Regions from separate parts of the Homo sapiens genome. Here region 1 is linked to region 2. The links are chromatin loops, found by intact Hi-C in ENCODE. Cell type or tissue: CD4-positive, alpha-beta T cell. All regions are shown on one strand. Links, peaks and the distances in the headings refer to the core of each region. The heading gives the core; the rest is flanking DNA.

Region 1 (10,476 bases), core at 3,387-8,386, 89 kb before region 2:
TGGGAATTGAACAATGAGAACACTTGGACACAGTGCGGGCAACATCACACACCAGGGCCTGTCGTGGGGTGGGAAGGATAGCATTAGGAGAAATACCTAATGTAAATGACGAGTTAATGGATGCAGCAAACCAACATGGCACATGCATACCTATGTAACAAACCTGCACGTTGTGTACATGTACCCTAGAACTTAAATTAAAAAATTTAAAAAAAATCTCAGGAGTTGGTGAGTGAGGTCAAGCATGCACACTACGAGGCAAAGTGGCAAAGTTTAACCAGCGTGTGACCTTCCCCTAGGAACTGGTAAGGGAAGACTGCCTCAAGAGGGCACCGCACAACTCCAGTAAGCACACTGTGCACGCGGCCCTCCCAAGTGTCGGCAGGCCACTGCGCATGCGGACAGCCCACCCCAAGGGAAGAATCAGGGGAGAAGGGACGCAGCCCCCAGAAGCATGCCAAGATATAAACCCCAAGTCAAAGGTCAAAACCGTGTACTTGCTCTCTCAAGATGCCCACCTGGCCCTCCTCCAAGTGTACTTTATTTCCTTTCGTTCCTGCTCTAACACTTTTTTAATAAACTTTCACTCTTGCTCTGAAACTTACCTCAGTCTCTGACCCTGCCTTGTGCCCCCTGGATGAATTATTTCCTCTGAGGAGGCAAAAGCTAAGTTGCTGCAGACTTATATGGATTTGCTGCTGCTGACACCAGGAGGTGGCGTTCTGGGCTCCCTGTGGCCCTGGAGAGTAGCAGCCTCCCCTCTTTCTCCAGGAGCCCACCCCCCCCACTAGGAAAGGGCAGCAGGCACTCAGCTCGTTACAGCCCATGCCATCGATACCTGTGTGTGCATGAGCCCCAGTCTCACCCAGGGCCCTAGGAATGAGCCACGGCCTCCCTCTGGCACGAACGGTTAGCCTTTGGGAAACCCTCAACAGATGCCCACATTCAACTGGCAAGATTCTCAAACACCGGCCCACAAGCCAGCACCTGGAGGGCTGCTCATGCACATGGTGGCACTTATCAATAACTTTTCAGTGATGGAAAAATCTTATCAATAACTTTTCGATGATGGAAAGATGTTCTTGGGTGGGCTAGGAAGTCCTGTAAGAGCTGTGTCCTTGCAAGAGGAGAGCCAGCAGCCAGGCACGGTGTGACACCTTGGGCCTAGATGTCCCTGCCCCTGACCTGCTAGAAAGCTGACTGGTCTGCCACAGAACGCTTCTGCTTTGCCTCCAGGAAAAGGCCTTGTTATCTGCGAACTCCCAGAGGCACCCATCGCAGGATACCCAGCTTTGCCTGAGGGCTCTTGTCCCTGCTTTCCTATAAATATCTGCACCTGGGACAGAATTTAATCCAGATCAAAACTCAGTCTGAGACTTGCTTTCCTAGAACTACAACCCCAGGGGCAGGTAGCGTGGGCAGAGACAGAGTCCCACCTCGCCCTGCCGACACAACATCTGTTGAATGAGACCAAATGTGGGTTTGTGGCCCTTCATCCATAAATCCTGCAGATGTGCCAGGCCCGGTGGCTCACGCCTGTAATCCCAGCACTTTGGGAGGCCGAGGCGGGCGGATCACAAGGTCAGGAGATCGAGACCATCCTGGCTAACACGGTGAAACCCCGTCTCTACTAAAAATACAAAAAATTAGCTGGGCGTCGTGGCGGGCGCCTGTGGTCCCAGTTACTCTGGAGGCTGAGGCACGAGAATGGCGTGAACCCAGGAGGCGGAGCTTGCAGCGAGCTGAGATCGCACCACTCCACTCCAGCCTGGGCAACAGAGCGAGACTCTGTCTCAAAAAAAAAAAAAAAAAAAAAAAAATCCTGCAGATGTTAGAATGCGCGGAAGAGAGAGAAACCCAAAGTGTGAATGAATACAGAGAGGCAGGAGATCCAACACCTTCCTCCCCAGGAAAGCCCGGGCACGAGGTCCCCGAGCTGAGCTGAGCCTGGGGGCTGGCTCCAGTCTCAGGACCGCCCACAGCCCTCACAGCAGGGTGTGTCCACATTCAGATGCCCTCCTCTCTCCCTCCATCCCCCTCCCAAGGCTGCATCGGCAGCTGTGGCCTCATAGGGAGAGGTGTGGTTTGGGGGTGATTTCCTATTTCCTTCGTGTCTGACCACTGCCCGAGGGCCTCACAAAGGAACCGAATCTTTTGGAGCCTGCATTTCCTGTCATCCTGAGTGGCCTTTGGAGTCCTCAATGTATAAGGACAGCAAGGGCCAGCTGTTCATGTTAGCTTTCTGGAACATTCCAGGCACTCCATGTACTAACAGGTTCCTTGCCAGAGGGCCCTCAAATGATGGAATTGATAAAAGCATTATAAAATGTTGATAAATTCTCTAACCATAGACGTGGAGCTCAGTGAGTACGAATGCAAGATGTGACTCCCCCAGGCCTAGAAAGAAAGCCTTAGCTTCAGAGACGTGGGTAACCTTGGCTCTCTACGGGAGTGAGGCCAACAAGGCCAGCAGAACAGGGTCAAGCAGCTCCTGTTGCCCAAGCAGCCACAGCCGCCTGGCCTTCACTGCATCCAGCTGTGCAGTGGCAGAGAGGATGCTGCGTGGGGACAGCAGGAGGAGAGGCCTTCAAGACCCAGGCCAGCTAAGCCTGGGGAGATAGAAGCAGCCACCACGCTGGGGGAGTGTGGACGCAGGAGTTTGAGGAGTTCTGCGGGGTGCTGAATGGGGTCCTCCTCTGGCGCTTTCTTGAGGGAGTTCTGCAATGATCCACATTCTTTCCAGGGACTTTCTTTCAAGTGCTGTCATATGCTGCCGCGGCTTGCCGGCAGCCCAGCCTCAGGCGGTCGGAGTCGGAAGGCGACAGATGCAGGGCTCCCTTTCCTCATCGGTTCTCTCAACAGGGCAGGGGGACGGCCATGAGTGGGCAAATGTGTCCAGACCACTGAAGAACCTCTCATCTGCTCAGCTGGAGAGGCCCTTCCTGTCTCTGTGATCTTTCCCAAGATGGCCAATGTCCTGTACCACCGGCCACCCCTTCCGTTGGTCACTGTGGATGACACTAGGGGTGGACACTGACCAAGGAGGCACCAACCTGATTCCAGCTCCTAGAGCTGGCCAGGTGCCTGACAGGAAAATGAGGCATCTGAAGAACACGGAGAGATGGGGGTAGGGTGGTAGGGAGGGAGGGAGATGAAGCCACACCCCAGAGCTCCTGGGTTTGCAGCTCCTTCCCGAGGCCTGGCTAGGTCCCTGCCTCGGTCCCTGCCTCTGGATGCCGTGAGACAATCCACCCTGGAGAGCCTACCAGTCCCCTTATGTTTGACAGCTGGAGTTGGAATTTGCCTCCCGCAGACCACAGGTCTACAGCCTTCATTCACGTGTCGCACAGACTGTGGCAGGACCAGCACCCGCTGCTGGTGTGGGACGCCTGGCCCTGTAGGGGACCCCAAGAGTGGCTGGAGAGCAGGGCGTGATGCCTCTTGGGCCACCCTGCAAAGGGCTCACGAGCCTCCTGAGGAGGATGCATTTGATCAGGGTAACAGGAGTCAGCAGAGGGCTTTCCAAGGACAGGTTTGCCAAGAAGCGAGAACAGACTGAGGGGGGAACGATAGAGGCACTGGGTGTAGTCAGACACCACTGCAATGGTAGCCGAAAACCGCGCCGTGAGAAGACTCTGTGGGGAGGGTAACTAGGTGCATGAGAGTGAGAGGAGCGAAAAAAGCCTCGGATGGCTCCGAAGCTCCTGGCCCAGCTTCCAGGGGTTGGTGGCCCAGGACCGCCCCTGCACGCGGCCTCGGGTGCCTGCTCCAGGCAGACCTGCTTCTCTGGCCCATTCTCGGCACCAATCACTGTCCCATCCGCCCGTCAGCCAAGTCCTCTGAGTTCTTCCCGGAGCCCAGCACCCTGATGCAATTGTCCCTGCTCTGAAAACCCTCAGCAATCTATTGGGTCTTCAGTAGCATCTACTCTTTCTAGAAATGTCGAACAAGGTTTTTCGATTGTGCTGCACGTGTGGCAGACACAGAAACGGAAACGACCTTCCAGAGAACTGGCCAAAGGACGGGAGCTGCTCCAGTAACTGAAGGGCACAGACTGAGCGCTTCTGATGGAGTCGGGGAGGTCGCCGGCCCATCCACCGGCTGCCCGAGGGCCTCCCACTGACCTCCCCCGGCCGCCCTCCGAGGGGCCTCTGCTGACCTCGCCGTGCTGGGCACGCTCGGCTTTAGCGGGAAGCTGGGGGTCAGGTTCAAGGCTGTGAGGAGCCACTTCAGCCCGGGAATCTGAATTTTTTCTTCAAAAGCGCCTGTCCCCACAATGGGTTTGTACTGGGGAAAAAACCCACACACGGGATGAGGTGCCCGGCTTCTGTGAGGGTTCTGAGCACTTCGTTTTTCTTCCCTTTAGATTCTGACAACTGTGGACTAAAAGGGTTGCAGGCCCAGTGCCGGAATTCCAGTATCACCTTCCACCAGGCTCCTCACACGTCGACATGGCCCCCACTTGGTGGTCTGGCAGGCGTCGGCGGTTGGGGACGGCGCCCCGGGGACCCCGCGGCCCTAGCCTTCCCCGGCGCCCCGCGAACGCCCTCCGCGGCCCCAGCAGCTGAGCGCCTGGGTCCCTGAGAGGCACCCCAGGAGGGCGGCGCGGGCGGGTAACGTCACACACGCGCCGCATCCTGGATGCGCGTGCGCGGCAGCGGCCGAGACTCCGTTTCCCAGGGAGCCGCGCGGCGCGTCCACTTCCGGCAGGCGGCGGGGCCCGGAAGCGGCGCGCGGGGCCGGCGAATCCCGCGGCGCCAGGTGGGAGCGGGGCCGGAGCATGCGGGGCGGCCGGCGGTCTGCGGCGCGCGGCGCATTCGTTCCCCCGCGGCGGTGGCGGTGGCGCGCGGCGGCTCTCCAGTGAGCGGCGGAGCCCGGAGCGGCGGGCTGGGCGCCGGGCGGGCGGGGCTCGCGGCTGAGAGGCGGGCGGGCCGGGGGCGCCGGGCGCGGGGCCGCCATGTGGAGCGGCCGCAGCTCCTTCACCAGCTTGGTGGTGGGCGTGTTCGTGGTCTACGTGGTGCACACCTGCTGGGTCATGTACGGCATCGTCTACACCCGCCCGTGCTCCGGCGACGCCAACTGCATCCAGCCCTACCTGGCGCGGCGGCCCAAGCTGCAGGTGAGCGTCCGCGGGGCCGGGGGCCGGGCGGGTTGGGGTGGGGGCCTCTCCTCCAGGCCCCAGACGTCGCCTTCCCGTCCCAGTTCGGAGCTGTGGCCGCGCGAGTCGAGATGGAACCTTTCCTGGTTCCCCAGCGGCCAGGTCTTCCGCCCTCCAGCTGGCCGTGGGATTTGAGTGCGTCCTGCCAGGGCCTGGCCGAGCTGACTCTCGACGCCCCCTCCTTTCCAGCTGAGCGTGTACACCACGACGAGGTCCCACCTGGGTGCTGAGAACAACATCGACCTGGTCTTGAATGTGGAAGACTTTGATGTGGAGTCCAAATTTGAAAGGTATGGGCGTAGGACAAAATGCCAGTGAAAGGGAAAACATTACTCATGTTCAGATTGTTTAAAAGTTAGCTTTCTGTACATAACATGTTTATTTTAGAGAACTAGTCTTACCGAATGTCTTGAAGTGGTAGAATATCCTAACTGGAGGCCTATGCGTGGCCTGTAAACATTCAGCCTGGAAGGTGACAGGTGATGAATGTCGTTTAAGAAGTAGTTCTCAGCAGAGTGTGATGGCAGTGGGATGTCCTGGACGGGGAGGCTCCGAAGGAGCAGGGGCCACGCTTGGTGAACCAGTGGAGAGCAGACAACTCTGCAGTTTCACTACCGGGGACCAACTTGTCTTTTCCTGGTGGAAGTAGTTCGCTTAAGTTACTTGTGAGGGAAAAGAGATGAGGATAGAGGAAGCAATTTTGTAGAAAATCATAAATAAGTGACATGTGACGTTAGAATAGATCAATGTCCAAATATGTAGAGTATCTTAAAAATTACATCTGACATGGCCTAATTTTTTTTAATTGAATAAGTATACTTTTAAATATGATTTGCTTCTCACAAGTCAACCATTTCCCTTCATTGCCTGGGAGGTATCTGAGGAGAGAATAATGAAAGTTTGAGACTCATGCTGGACTCCACGCCCTCTAGGCAGCCAGTCCCTGGGGGTAGCTGGAGGCGCTGGCAAGCCGGTTTCTGCCTGGCCTCTTTAGGCCTGTGACCTCAAGCCAGTTCCTGCCCTCTCTCTGCCTCCATGAAGGGGAGGCCAGAAGTGCTGGTGACCAAGCTGCCCGCTCGGTTGTAGCTGCCCACACCTTTCAAAAATGCTCAGGATTCATCTGCACTGGGTTTAATTTCCCAGACATGAATACTGCCTCTTCCGTGCCGGGCCGTGTACCAGTTACCAAGGACAGCTAGTGAGGTTTTCCATTTGACCTGGCACAGTGTCAGCCTGGAGGAAGTGGGGAGAATGAGCACTCTTAACACAGCTCCGCCTCAAGTGTCTCCAAGTGCACATTCCACCAGAAATACACAGCCCTGCACCCTCTGCCTGAAGAGAGACACTTAAGATGTCCTGGTGGAGACATACTCTTTCCTGGGTAGTGAGGAGCCATAGATGCCTTTGTGTTTTTCATTACAACTTTGGCCGTAAGATTTTTTTTTTTTTTTGAGATAGAGTCTTGCTCTGTTGCCAGGCTGGAGTGCAGTGGCGTGATCTCTGCTCACTGCAACCTCCGGTTCCCGGGTTCAAGGGATTCTCCTGCCTTAGCCTCCAAAGTAGCTGAGACTACAGGCACCCGCCACCACGCCTGGCTAATTTTTTTATTTTTAGTAGAGACAGGGTTTCACCATGTTGGCTGGGCTGGTCTGAAACTCCTGACCTCGTGATCTGCCCGGCTCGGCCTCCCAAGGTGCTGGGATTACAGGCGTGAGCCGCCGCACCCGGCCAACCGTAAGATTTTTAAGGAGAGGCCGGGCACAGTGACTCATGCCTATAATCCCAGCAGTTTGGGAGGCCAAGGCGGGAGGATCACTTGAGCCCAGCAGTTCAAGACCAGCCTAGGCAATGTGACAAAACCCCATCTCTACAACAGTTTTCAAAGTTAGCCAGGCATGGTGGCACGCCCACCTGTAGTCCCAGCTACTCGGGAGACTGAGGCGGGAGGTCACTTGAGCTCAGGAGGTTGAGGATGCAGTGAGCTGTGATTGCACCCCTACACTTTCAGCCTGGTGACAGCGAGACCTTGTCTCAAAAAAGAGACTTTTAAAGAGGAAGAAGAACTCATGTAACCGTAAACAGGTGGAATGCGAGGTTTTTCCATGGGGCTGTAGTATGGACGTCGGGCCCTGGTGTGCGGGTGAAGAGCCAGGCACCTGGTCCGAGGCCTACAGTTGTAGCAGCTCGCCGGGCCTTTCCTCAGCTCGTGCTGGATGCCACACAGTCAGGACTGACAGCCTTGAAAGTCAGTCCTTTGTGGCTGATCATCTTTTTATCCTTAAAACTACAACACCCAAAAAAACTACCCACATTAAATTTCTGAGGTTCCAGTAGTGTGGGCCGAGGCACCTGGAGCCCTCGTGGCTGCTGCCCTTCCCTTCTGTCGCTTCGGAGTTGGGTGATTCAGTGTGTGTGGTCAGCTGGTACCCTGGCCAGGCCCAGAAGCTGCTTTCCATCTGGCTGCTTCAGCCTTGTGGCCTCAGGTGGGTTATTGACCTCTCAGCCTCCTGAGATGGAGGCAGGAAGTGCGGGCCGTTTTGCTTTCGGCTGTAGGCGCCCACACCTGTGCCGAGTTCTCAGGACGCGCACGCGTGCGCGTGCACACACACACACACACACACACACACACACGACTCGTAAAGCCCTGGGCAGGTGGGTTTCATTTTTAGTACTTCTGAGCTAAAATTAGTTTATTGAAGCAGCTTTATAAAGGTATTTGAATAGGTTCTAGAGACCCAGAATATAATATGTATGTAGTGGAAATGATTGTTCTGTTTCAGGACAGTTAATGTTTCTGTACCAAAGAAAACGAGAAACAATGGGACGCTGTATGCCTACATCTTCCTCCATCACGCTGGGGTCCTGCCGTGGCACGACGGGAAGCAGGTGCACCTGGTCAGTCCTCTGACCACCTACATGGTCCCCAAGCCAGAAGAAATCAACCTGCTCACCGGGGAGTCTGATACACAGGTGAGGGTCTTCATGGGTTACTGATAACAGGCTGTGCCTCTCCGTCAGAACGGACATGTCTTTCTCCACACAGGTGGGCGATGTCTAGGGCTCCAGTGACTTTGTTGGGAGTAAAGCCAAAAGCCATTGGAATGTTACTGGCGTGCATTTCTGACTTTCAGCTGAATCATATCCATGAGTTTGCAGACAAGTTTTATCTAAAATTAGGGACAGTTGAAGTGATCGCTGGCATTCTCGATGCAGAGTCCCTCGGGGAATGGGCCCTCTCAGTCTCTGGGGGCACCTACTGCACCTGGTGGGATGGAGCGCTGGTCCTGCAGAGCTGGCCTGCAGCTTCTCACCAGGAGCTCTGGGGATGAGAGCTGGGCTCATTCTGCATTCTGTGTAGGACTGGGCTATTCCTAGATGTTTATTCTAAGAATGTAATTGGAGATCATGGAAAAGGTAGAGGTACAAGTTGTAGTTTGTACATCTGTAGAAAGGTGTATGCGCAAATAAAAACTGGAAGTCACTTAAGTGATCATGAATACAGGCCAAGGATAAAGCAAGGGAATTCTGACACCCACCTTTGTGTTGAGTGGAAGGTGAGATAATTTACAAAACAAGGCCGGGCGCAGTGGCTCATGCCTGTAATCCCAGCACTTTGGGAGGCTGAGGCAGGTGGATCACCTGCAGTCAGGAGTTCGAGACTAGCCTGGCCAACATGGTGAAACCCCGTCTCTACTAAAAATACAAAAATTAGCTGGATGTGGTGGCACGCGCCTGTAATCCCAGCTACTCAGGAGGCTGAGGGAGGAGAATCGTTTGAACCCGTGAGGTGAGATGATGCCACTGCATTCCAGCCTGGGCGACAGAGGGAGACTCTGCCTCAGAAAAATTTACAAAACAAGAAAGATGGCAGCTTTCCAGGAAGAGGCTGTGAAATTGTTCCAGACAGAGAGAAAGAGAGGTCTCTCGGAGTTGATGGGGTTTTGAAAGCCCTACCAACACCTGCTCCTGCCTCTCCCCAGTTTGCATCTGTCTCCTTAGGAACATCCCTCACCTGCCCCTCTCCGTGTCCCCTCATCTGGGGCCCCCATCCCTCCTCTCCAGTGTCCTGAAAAGTGGGTGGGGTGATGGGCATGTAGCATGTAGCGCAGGAAGCCTCCCTTGCAGGTAGCAAATGTGAGGAGGTGTGGAAAACCGTTTGTAATGTAAATTATCGCTAAACTGCATCTTTAGGTAGGAAATGGGTGAGGCGATAGTGCTTCCTAGGATGTATCAGATCTGAGCCGAGCTAAGATTTCCCTGTCAGTCCATGTCCTGTTTAACTTCATGTAAGAGCCGTGTGTAATCCTCAGTATGTCTCCTTTAGGCAGCCCCACATGCTTGGTTTTAGAAGCTGACTCCCTCTCAGTCTCCTTACAGCCACAGGGCTGTGTGAGCCCTGGACTTGCACAGTCTTCTGCCAAGGTCAGGGGGCTCTCACCCTCTCAACTTCTGAGAAGTGGGCCCACTTAGTTTGAGGACCTCAAAAAAGGAATTGGTGAAGTCCGTGACCACATGTTGCAAAGCAGCACCCCCTGGCTTCCGTGGAGATAAGGATGGGGGGCTGTTTGGCGAGAGTCTGGCGGAATTGGCAGCTGTGGGGCCGCTGTGCCCTCTCTGCTGGGCTCTCCCCCGGTTGTGCCTGTGCGTGGCCATCTGTTCACAGGTTAGGGTGCCGACCCTGCTGTCCGGGCGCGGTTTTTCCATGTGCGTGGCCATCTGTTCACAGGTTAGGGCGCTGACCCTGCTGTCCCGGGCACAGTTTGCCCGTCTGTGTGGCCATCTGTTCACAGGTTAGGGCGCTGACCCTGCTGTCCCGAGCACAGTTTGCCCGTCTGTGTGGCCGTTCTCTTCACAGGTTAGGGTGCTGACCCTGCTGTCCGGGCGCGGTTTTTCCATGTGCGTGGCCATCTGTTCACAGGTTAGGGCGCTGACTCTGCTGTCCCGGGCACAGTTTGCCCATCTGTGTGGCCATCTGTTCACAGGTTAGGGCGCTGACCCTGCTGTCCCGAGCACAGTTTGCCCGTCTGTGTGGCCGTTCTCTTCACAGGTTAGGGTGCCGACCCTGCTGTCCGGGCGCGGTTTTTCCATGTGCGTGGCCATCTGTTCACAGGTTAGGGCGCTGACCCTGCTGTCCCGGGCACAGTTTGCCCGTCTGTGTGGCCATCTGTTCACAGGTTAGGGCGCTGACCCTGCTGTCCCGGGCACAGTTTGCCCGTCTGTGTGGCCGTTCTCTTCACAGGTTAGGGTGCTGACCCTGCTGTCCGGGTGCGGTTTTTCCATGTGCGTGGCCATCTGTTCACAGGTTAGGGCGCTGACCC
Region 2 (10,476 bases), core at 3,681-8,680:
TTCCAGTGTTCCAGGCAGGGGGACTTGCCACAGCAAGTCACGAACCTGCCCAAATACAGGGCTAAGGAGATATTATGCATCACAAAACTTGCTCTGCCATTAAACATTTTTCAAAGAATTTTTGAAGAATGTTTAATGGCACAAAACGTTTATTTCAATGTAGCAGTGTTCAAAGCTGGATGTAAAAGAACACACCCCAGGAGCCTGCCGTGGATGTCATGTGTGTTCATCTTTGGACATGGACATACATGGGCAGTGAGTGGTGGTGAGGCCCTGGAGGACATCGGTGGGATGCCTCCATCCTGCCCCTCTGGAGACACCATGTGTGCCACGTGCACTCACTGGAGCCCTGTTTAGCTGGTGCCACCTGGCTCTTCCATCCCTGAGATTCAAACACAGTGAGATTCCCCACGCCCAACTCAGTGTTCTCCCACAAAAAACCTGAGTCACACCTGTGTTCACTCGAGGGACGCCCGGGAGCCAGGGCTCCACAGTTTATTATGTGTTTTTGGCTGAGTTATGTGCAGATCTCATCAGGGCAGATGATGAGTGCACAAACACGGCCGTGCGAGGTTTGGATACACTCAACATCACTAGCCAGGTCCTGGTGGAGTTTGGTCATGCAGAGTCTGGATGGCATGTAGCATTTGGAGTCCATGGAGTGAGCACCCAGCCCCCTCGGGCTGCAGCGCATGCCCCAGGCAGGACAAGGAAGCGGGAGGAAGGCAGGAGGCTCTTTGGAGCAAGCTTTGCAGGAGGGGGCTGGGTGTGGGGCAGGCACCTGTGTCTGACATTCCCCCCTGTGTCTCAGCTATGCCCGGACCTCCATCAGAGCCAGTCTCACCTTCAACCGCGGCTTCAAGGCTGGGAGGAACATGCGTCGCAAACTCTTTGGGGTCTTGCGGCTGAAGTGTCACAGCCTGTTTCTGGATTTGCAGGTGAGCAGGCTGATGGTCAGCACAGAGTTCAGAGTTCAGGAGGTGTGTGCGCAAGTATGTGTGTGTGTGTGTGCGCGCGTGCCTGCAAGGCTGATGGTGACTGGCTGCACGTAAGAGTGCACATGTACGCATATACACGTGAGCACATACATGTGTGCATGTGTGTACATGAAGGCATGGCAGTGTGTGCACAGGTGTGCAAGGGCACAAGTGTGTGCACATGCGAATGCACACCTGACATGCATGTGTGTTCGTGCACAGTCGTGTGGGCATTCACGTGAGGTGCATGCGTGTGGGTGTGCAGTGTGAGTAGCATGTGTGCACATAACATGTATTGAGGGGTCCTCGTGTTCACCCCGCTAGGTCCTCAGCACCAGTGCCACTCCTTACAGGATGAGACGGGGTCCCAGGCCTTGGTGGGCTGAGGCTCTGAAGCTGCAGCCCTGAGGGCATTGTCCCATCTGGGCATCCGCGTCCACTCCCTCTCCTGTGGGCTTCTGTGTCCACTCCCCCTCTCCTGTGGGCGTCCACACCCCCTCTCCTGTGGGCATCCGCATCCACTCCCTCTCCTGTGGGCATCTGTGTCCACTCCCTCTCTCCTGTGGTTGTCCGTGTCCACTCCCCCCTCCTGTGGGCGTCCGCGTCCACTCCCTCTCCTGTGGGCATCTGCATCCACTCCCTCTCTCCTGTGGGCGTCTGTGTCCACTCCCCCTCTCCTGTGGGCATCCGCGTCCACTCCCTCTTCTGTGGGCATCTGCATCCACTCGTCTCTCCTGTGGGCGTCCGTGTCCACTCCCCCTCTCCTGTGGGCATCTGCGTCCACTCCCTCTCTCCTGTGGGCATCCGTGTCCACTCCCCCTCTCCTGTGGGCATCCATGTCCACTCCCTCTCCTGTGGGCATCTGCGTCCACTCCCTCTCCTGTGGGCATCTGCGTCTGCTCCCTCTCTCCTGTGGGCGTCCGTGTCCACTCCCCCCTCCTGTGGGCGTCCGCGTCCACTCCCTCTCCTGTGGGCATCTGCGTCCGCTCCCTCTCTCCTGTGGGCGTCCGTGTCCACTCCCCCCTCCTGTGGGCGTCCGCATCCACTCCCTCTCCTGTGGGCATCTGCGTCTGCTCCCTCTCTCCTGTGGGCGTCCATGTCCACTCCCTCTCCTGTGGGCATCTGCGTCCACTCCCTCTCCTGTGGGCATCCGCGTCCACTCCCTCTCCTGTGGGCATCTGCATCCACTCCATCTCCTGTGGGCATCCACGTCCACTCCCTCTCCTGTGTGCATCTGCATCCACTCCACTCCCCCTCTCCTGTGGGCATCCGCGTCCACTCCCTCTCCTGTGGGCATCTGCATCCACTCCCTCTCTCCTGTGGGCGTCCGTGTCCACTCCCCCTCTCCTGTGGGCATTTACATCCACTCCATTCCCTCTCTCCTGTGGGCGTCTGTGTCCACTCCCCCTCTCCTGTGGGCATTTACATCCACTCCACTCCCTCTCTCCTGTGGGCATCCGCGTCCACTCCCCCTCTCTGTGGGCATCTGCGTCCACCTCCCCTCTCTGTGGGCATTTGCGTCCACTCCCTCTCCTGGTTCCTTCCTGTCTTGGCCGAGCCTCGGGGGCAGGCAGATGACACAGAGTCTTGACTCGCCCAGGGTGGTTCGCAGCTGCCGGGTGAGGGCCAGGCCGGATTTCACTGGGAAGAGGGATAGTTTCTTGTCAAAATGTTCCTCTTTCTTGTTCCATCTGAATGGATGATAAAGCAAAAAGTAAAAACTTAAAATCCCAGAGAGGTTTCTACCGTTTCTCACTCTTTCTTGGCGACTCTAGGTGAACAGCCTCCAGACGGTGTGCACCAACATCTACAAGATCCTCCTGCTGCAGGCGTACAGGTGAGCCGCCACCAAGGGGTGCAGGCCCAGCCTCCAGGGACCCTCCGCGCTCTGCTCACCTCTGACCCGGGGCTTCACCTTGGAACTCCTGGGTTTTAGGGGCAAGGAATGTCTTACGTTTTCAGTGGTGCTGCTGCCTGTGCACAGTTCTGTTCGCGTGGCTCTGTGCAAAGCACCTGTTCTCCATCTCTGGGTAGTGGTAGGAGCCGGTGTGGCCCCAGGTGTCCCCACTGTGCCTGTGCACTGGCCGTGGGACGTCATGGAGGCCATCCCAGGGCAGCAGGGGCATGGGGTAAAGAGATGTTTATGGGGAGTCTTAGCAGAGGAGGCTGGGAAGGTGTCTGAACAGTAGATGGGAGATCAGATGCCCGGAGGATTTGGGGTCTCAGCAAAGAGGGCCGAGGTGGGTGCAGGTGAGGGTCGCTGGCCCCACCCCCGGGAAGGTGCAGCAGAGCTGTGGCTCCCCACACAGCCCGGCCAGCACCTGTGCTCTGGGCATGGCTGTGCTCCTGGAACGTTCCCTGTCCTGGCTGGTCAGGGGGTGCCCCTGCCAAGAATCGACAACTTTATCACAGAGGGAAGGGCCAATCTGTGGAGGCCACAGGGCCAGCTTCTGCCTGGAGTCAGGGCAGGTGGTGGCACAAGCCTCGGGGCTGTACCAAAGGGCAGTCGGGCACCACAGGCCCGGGCCTCCACCTCAACAGGCCTCCCGAGCCACTGGGAGCTGAATGCCAGGAGGCCGAAGCCCTCGCCCCATGAGGGCTGAGAAGGAGTGTGAGCATTTGTGTTACCCAGGGCCGAGGCTGCGCGAATTACCGTGCACACTTGATGTGAAATGAGGTCGTCGTCTATCGTGGAAACCCAGCAAGGGCTCACGGGAGAGTTTTCCATTACAAGGTCGTACCATGAAAATGGTTTTTAACCCGAGTGCTTGCGCCTTCATGCTCTGGCAGGGAGGGCAGAGCCACAGCTGCATGTTACCGCCTTTGCACCAGCTCCAGAGGCTTGGGACCAGGCTGTCTCAGTTCCAGGGTGCGTCCGGCTCAGACCGCCCTCCTCTCTGCCTTCTCTCTCTGCCTCAAATCTTCCCTCGTTTGCATCTCCCTGACGCGTGCCTGGGCCCTCGTGCAAGCTGCTTGACTCCTTTCCGGAAACCCTTGGGGTGTGCTGGATACAGGTGCCACTGAGGACTGGAGGTGTCTGACACTGTGGTTGACCCCAGGGTCCAGCTGGCGTGCTTGGGGCCTCCTTGGGCCATGATGAGGTCAGAGGAGTTTTCCCAGGTGAAAACTCCTGGGAAACTCCCAGGGCCATGTGACCTGCCACCTGCTCCTCCCATATTCAGCTCAGTCTTGTCCTCATTTCCCCACCAGGGTCTCTAGCTCCGAGGAGCTCCCGTAGAGGGCCTGGGCTCAGGGCAGGGCGGCTGAGTTTCCCCACCCATGTGGGGACCCTTGGGTAGTCGCTTGATTGGGTAGCCCTGAGGAGGCCGAGATGCGATGGGCCACGGGCCGTTTCCAAACACAGAGTCAGGCACGTGGAAGGCCCAGGAATCCCCTTCCCTCGAGGCAGGAGTGGGAGAACGGAGAGCTGGGCCCCGATTTCACGGCAGCCAGGCTGCAGTGGGCGAGGCTGTGGTGGTCCACGTGGCGCTGGGGGCGGGGTCTGATTCAAATCCGCTGGGGCTCGGCCTTCCTGGCCCGTGCTGGCCGCGCCTCCACACGGGCTTGGGGTGGACGCCCCGACCTCTAGCAGGTGGCTATTTCTCCCTTTGGAAGAGAGCCCCTCACCCATGCTAGGTGTTTCCCTCCTGGGTCAGGAGCGTGGCCGTGTGGCAACCCCGGGACCTTAGGCTTATTTATTTGTTTAAAAACATTCTGGGCCTGGCTTCCGTTGTTGCTAAATGGGGAAAAGACATCCCACCTCAGCAGAGTTACTGAGAGGCTGAAACCGGGGTGCTGGCTTGACTGGTGTGATCTCAGGTCATTCCAGAAGTGGCTCAGGAAGTCAGTGAGACCAGGTACATGGGGGGCTCAGGCAGTGGGTGAGATGAGGTACACGGGGGGCTCAGGCAGTGGGTGAGGCCAGGTACATGGGGGGCTCAGGCACTGGGTGAGATGAGGTACACGGGGGGCTCAGGCAGAGGGTCAGACCAGGTACACGGGGGCTCTGATCACACGCACATATGAGCACATGTGCACATGTGCTGTTTCATGGTAGCCAGGTCTGTGCACACCTGCCCCAAAGTCCCAGGAAGCTGAGAGGCCAAAGATGGAGGCTGACAGGGCTGGCGCGGTGGCTCACACCTGTAGTCCCAGCACTTTGGGAGGCCGAGGCGAGAGGATCCCTTGAGCCCAGGAGTTTAAGACCAGCCTGAGCAACATAGTAGAACCCCATCTCTATGAAAAATAAAAACAAAAATTAGCTGAGCATGGTGGTGTGCGCCTGTAGTTCCAATACTTGGGAGGCTGAAGTGGGAGGATCACTTGAGCCCAGGAGGTGGAAGCTGCAGTGAGCTGAGATTGCACCACTGTACTGCAGCCTGGGTGACAGAGTGAGAGCCCATCTCAACAACAACAAAGAAGACTGACAAATGCAGTTTCTTGGAAAGAAACATTTAGTAGGAACTTAACCTACACACAGAAGCCAAGTCGGTGTCTCGGTGTCAGTGAGATGAGATGATGGGTCCTCACACCATCACCCCAGACCCAGGGTTTATGCACCACAGGGGCGGGTGGCTCAGAAGGGATGCGCAGGACGTTGATATACGATGACATCAAGGTTGTCTGACGAAGGGCAGGATTCATGATAAGTACCTGCTGGTACACAAGGAACAATGGATAAACTGGAAACCTTAGAGGCCTTCCCGGAACAGGGGCTAATCAGAAGCCAGCATGGGGGGCTGGCATCCAGGATGGAGCTGCTTCAGCCTCCACATGCGTGTTCATACAGATGGTGCACAGAAACGCAGTGTACCTGTGCACACACAGACACGCAGCTACTCGCACACACAAGCACACACACAGACATGCATGCATGCATCCGTGTGTGTGCACCTGTGCCCATGAGGAAACCCATGCATGTGCATTCATGCACGCACACAGGCACCGGTGGGCCCATGCCCACACCCACGAGCACCGTCTGATTAGGAGGCCTTTCCTCTGACGCTGTCCGCCATCCTCTCAGGTTTCACGCATGTGTGCTGCAGCTCCCATTTCATCAGCAAGTTTGGAAGAACCCCACATTTTTCCTGCGCGTCATCTCTGACACGGCCTCCCTCTGCTACTCCATCCTGAAAGCCAAGAACGCAGGTATGTGCAGGTGCCTGGCCTCAGTGGCAGCAGTGCCTGCCTGCTGGTGTTAGTGTGTCAGGAGACTGAGTGAATCTGGGCTTAGGAAGTTCTTACCCCTTTTCGCATCAGGAAGTGGTTTAACCCAACCACTGTCAGGCTCGTCTGCCCGCCCTCTCGTGGGGTGAGCAGAGCACCTGATGGAAGGGACAGGAGCTGTCTGGGAGCTGCCATCCTTCCCACCTTGCTCTGCCTGGGGAAGCGCTGGGGGGCCTGGTCTCTCCTGTTTGCCCCATGGTGGGATTTGGGGGGCCTGGCCTCTCCTGTTTGCCCTGTGGTGGGATTGGGCTGTCTCCCGTCCATGGCACTTAGGGCCCTTGTGCAAACCCAGGCCAAGGGCTTAGGAGGAGGCCAGGCCCAGGCTACCCCACCCCTCTCAGGAGCAGAGGCCGCGTATCACCACGACAGAGCCCCGCGCCGTCCTCTGCTTCCCAGTCACCGTCCTCTGCCCCTGGACACTTTGTCCAGCATCAGGGAGGTTTCTGATCCGTCTGAAATTCAAGCCATGTCGAACCTGCGGTCCTGAGCTTAACAGCTTCTACTTTCTGTTCTTTCTGTGTTGTGGAAATTTCACCTGGAGAAGCCGAAGAAAACATTTCTGTCGTGACTCCTGCGGTGCTTGGGTCGGGACAGCCAGAGATGGAGCCACCCCGCAGACCGTCGGGTGTGGGCAGCTTTCCGGTGTCTCCTGGGAGGGGAGCTGGGCTGGGCCTGTGACTCCTCAGCCTCTGTTTTCCCCCAGGGATGTCGCTGGGGGCCAAGGGCGCCGCCGGCCCTCTGCCCTCCGAGGCCGTGCAGTGGCTGTGCCACCAAGCATTCCTGCTCAAGCTGACTCGACACCGTGTCACCTACGTGCCACTCCTGGGGTCACTCAGGACAGGCAAGTGTGGGTGGAGGCCAGTGCGGGCCCCACCTGCCCAGGGGTCATCCTTGAACGCCCTGTGTGGGGCGAGCAGCCTCAGATGCTGCTGAAGTGCAGACGCCCCCGGGCCTGACCCTGGGGGCCTGGAGCCACGCTGGCAGCCCTATGTGATTAAACGCTGGTGTCCCCAGGCCACGGAGCCTGGCAGGGTCCACAACTTCTTGAACCCCTGCTTCCCATCTCAGGGGCGATGGCTCCCCACGCTTGGGAGCCTTCTGACCCCTGACCTGTGTCCTCTCACAGCCTCTTCCCTGGCTGCTGCCCTGAGCTCCTGGGGTCCTGAGCAAGTTCTCTCCCCGCCCCGCCGCTCCAGCGTCACTGGGCTGCCTGTCTGCTCGCCCCGGTGGAGGGGTGTCTGTCCCTTCACTGAGGTTCCCACCAGCCAGGGCCACGAGGTGCAGGCCCTGCCTGCCCGGCCACCCACACGTCCTAGGAGGGTTGGAGGATGCCACCTCTGGCCTCTTCTGGAACGGAGTCTGATTTTGGCCCCGCAGCCCAGACGCAGCTGAGTCGGAAGCTCCCGGGGACGACGCTGACTGCCCTGGAGGCCGCAGCCAACCCGGCACTGCCCTCAGACTTCAAGACCATCCTGGACTGATGGCCACCCGCCCACAGCCAGGCCGAGAGCAGACACCAGCAGCCCTGTCACGCCGGGCTCTACGTCCCAGGGAGGGAGGGGCGGCCCACACCCAGGCCCGCACCGCTGGGAGTCTGAGGCCTGAGTGAGTGTTTGGCCGAGGCCTGCATGTCCGGCTGAAGGCTGAGTGTCCGGCTGAGGCCTGAGCGAGTGTCCAGCCAAGGGCTGAGTGTCCAGCACACCTGCCGTCTTCACTTCCCCACAGGCTGGCGCTCGGCTCCACCCCAGGGCCAGCTTTTCCTCACCAGGAGCCCGGCTTCCACTCCCCACATAGGAATAGTCCATCCCCAGATTCGCCATTGTTCACCCCTCGCCCTGCCCTCCTTTGCCTTCCACCCCCACCATCCAGGTGGAGACCCTGAGAAGGACCCTGGGAGCTCTGGGAATTTGGAGTGACCAAAGGTGTGCCCTGTACACAGGCGAGGACCCTGCACCTGGATGGGGGTCCCTGTGGGTCAAATTGGGGGGAGGTGCTGTGGGAGTAAAATACTGAATATATGAGTTTTTCAGTTTTGAAAAAAATCTCATGTTTGAATCCTAATGTGCACTGCATAGACACCACTGTATGCAATTACAGAAGCCTGTGAGTGAACGGGGTGGTGGTCAGTGCGGGCCCATGGCCTGGCTGTGCATTTACGGAAGTCTATGAGTGAATGGGGTTGTGGTCAGTGCGGGCCCATGGCCTGGCTGGGCCTGGGAGGTTTCTGATGCTGTGAGGCAGGAGGGGAAGGAGGGTAGGGGATAGACAGTGGGAGCCCCCACCCTGGAAGACATAACAGTAAGTCCAGGCCCGAAGGGCAGCAGGGATGCTGGGGGCCCAGCTTGGGCGGCGGGGATGATGGAGGGCCTGGCCAGGGTGGCAGGGATGATGGGGGCCCCAGCTGGGGTGGCAGGGGTGATGGGGGGGGCTGGTCTGGGTGGCGGGGAAGATGGGGAAGCCTGGCTGGGCCCCCTCCTCCCCTGCCTCCCACCTGCAGCCGTGGATCCGGATGTGCTTCCCTGGTGCACATCCTCTGGGCCATCAGCTTTCATGGAGGTGGGGGGCAGGGGCATGACACCATCCTGTATAAAATCCAGGATTCCTCCTCCTGAACGCCCCAACTCAGGTTGAAAGTCACATTCCGCCTCTGGCCATTCTCTTAAGAGTAGACCAGGATTCTGATCTCTGAAGGGTGGGTAGGGTGGGGCAGTGGAGGGTGTGGACACAGGAGGCTTCAGGGTGGGGCTGGTGATGCTCTCTCATCCTCTTATCATCTCCCAGTCTCATCTCTCATCCTCTTATCATCTCCCAGTCTCATCTGTCTTCCTCTTATCTCCCAGTCTCATCTGTCATCCTCTTACCATCTCCCAGTCTCATCTCTTATCCTCTTATCTCCTAGTCTCATCCAGACTTACCTCCCAGGGCGGGTGCCAGGCTCGCAGTGGAGCTGGACATACGTCCTTCCTCAGGCAGAAGGAACTGGAAGGATTGCAGAGAACAGGAGGGGCGGCTCAGAGGGACGCAGTCTTGGGGTGAAGAAACAGCCCCTCCTCAGAAGTTGGCTTGGGCCACACGAAACCGAGGGCCCTGCGTGAGTGGCTCCAGAGCCTTCCAGCAGGTCCCTGGTGGGGCCTTATGGTATGGCCGGGTCCTACTGAGTGCACCTTGGACAGGGCTTCTGGTTTGAGTGCAGCCCGGACGTGCCTGGTGTCGGGGTGGGGGCTTATGGCCACTGGATATGGCGTCATTTATTGCTGCTGCTTCAGAGAATGTCTGAGTGACCGAGCCTAATGTGTTTATGGTGGGCCCAAGTCCACAGACTGTGTCGTAAATGCACTCTGGTGCCTGGAGCCCCCGTATAGGAGCTGTGAGGAAGGAGGGGCTCTTGGCAGCCGGCCTGGGGGCGCCTTTGCCCTGCAAACTGGAAGGGAGCGGCCCCGGGCGCCGTGGGCGGACGACCTCAGTGGGAGGTTGGACAGAACAGGGCGGGGACTCCCAGGAGCAGAGGCCGCTGCTCAGGCACACCTGGGTTTGAATCACAGACCAACAGGTCAGGCCATTGTTCAGCTATCCATCTTCTACAAAGCTCCAGATTCCTGTTTCTCCGGGTGTTTTTTGTTGAAATTTTACTCAGGATTACTTATATTTTTTGCTAAAGTATTAGACCCTTAAAAAAGGTATTTGCTTTGATATGGCTTAACTCACTAAGCACCTACTTTATTTGTCTGTTTTTATTTATTATTATTATTATTATTAGAGATGGTGTCTACTCTGTCACCCAGGTTGTTAGTGCAGTGGCACAGTCATGGCTCGCTGTAGCCGCAAACCCCCAGGCTCAAGTGATCCTCCGGCCTCAGCTTCCCAGAGTGCTGGGATTACAGGTGTGAGCCACTGCCCTTGCCTGGCACTTTTAAAAACCACTATGTAAGGTCAGGTCCAGTGGCTTCCACACCTGTCATCCCAGTAGTTTGGGAAGCCGAGGCAGAAGGATTGTCTGAGGCCAGGAGTTTGAGACCAGCATGGGTAACATAGGGAGACCCCATCTCTACAAAAAATGCAAAAAGTTATCCGGGCGTGGGGTCCAGCATCTGTAGTCCCAGCTGCTCGGGAGGCTGAGTGGGAGGATCGCTTGAGCCCGGGAGGTCATGGCTGCAGTGAGCTGTGATTGTACCATCGCACTCCAGCCTGGGCAACAGAGTGAGACCCTGTCTCAAAAAAAAAAAAAAAAAAAGAAGGAGAAGGAGAAGAGAAGAAGAAGGAAGAAGGAAAGAGA

The links. A loop is a pair of places that touch in the nucleus more often than their neighbours do. Peaks named below come from ENCODE experiments on the same cell type or tissue, not always from the same donor. Only the 100,000 strongest peaks of a DNase experiment are listed, where the experiment ranks them.
Region 1: it touches region 2 in a loop (7-fold over the local background); 5 of 110 quality-filtered maps call a loop at or near these places.

Annotation. Positions count from the first base shown.
Region 1 is chr5:1,339,323-1,349,798 of GRCh38, reverse strand. CLPTM1L (CLPTM1 like) reads left to right here and starts at 4,700. Exons shown (of 17, transcript NM_030782.5): 1 at 4,700-5,119; 2 at 5,348-5,448; 3 at 7,939-8,128. The coding sequence starts at 4,958. RefSeq lists a cis regulatory region at 8,813 and an enhancer at 8,741-8,885. In CD4-positive, alpha-beta T cell, for the core only: no CTCF peak of the experiment used is centred there; a DNase peak (open chromatin) is centred at 4,648; H3K4me3 peaks cover 2,020 bases; H3K27ac peaks cover 845 bases.
Region 2 is chr5:1,250,936-1,261,411 of GRCh38, reverse strand. TERT (telomerase reverse transcriptase) reads left to right here. Exons shown (of 16, transcript NM_198253.3): 12 at 812-938; 13 at 2,753-2,814; 14 at 6,001-6,125; 15 at 6,907-7,044; 16 at 7,581-8,245. The coding sequence ends at 7,684. Among named protein-coding and RNA genes, the nearest start is that of SLC6A18, 31 kb to the right of the region's middle. RefSeq lists a promoter at 8,426-9,084. In CD4-positive, alpha-beta T cell, for the core only: a CTCF peak has its summit at 6,253 (motif pointing left); a DNase peak (open chromatin) is centred at 6,241; H3K4me3 peaks cover 817 bases.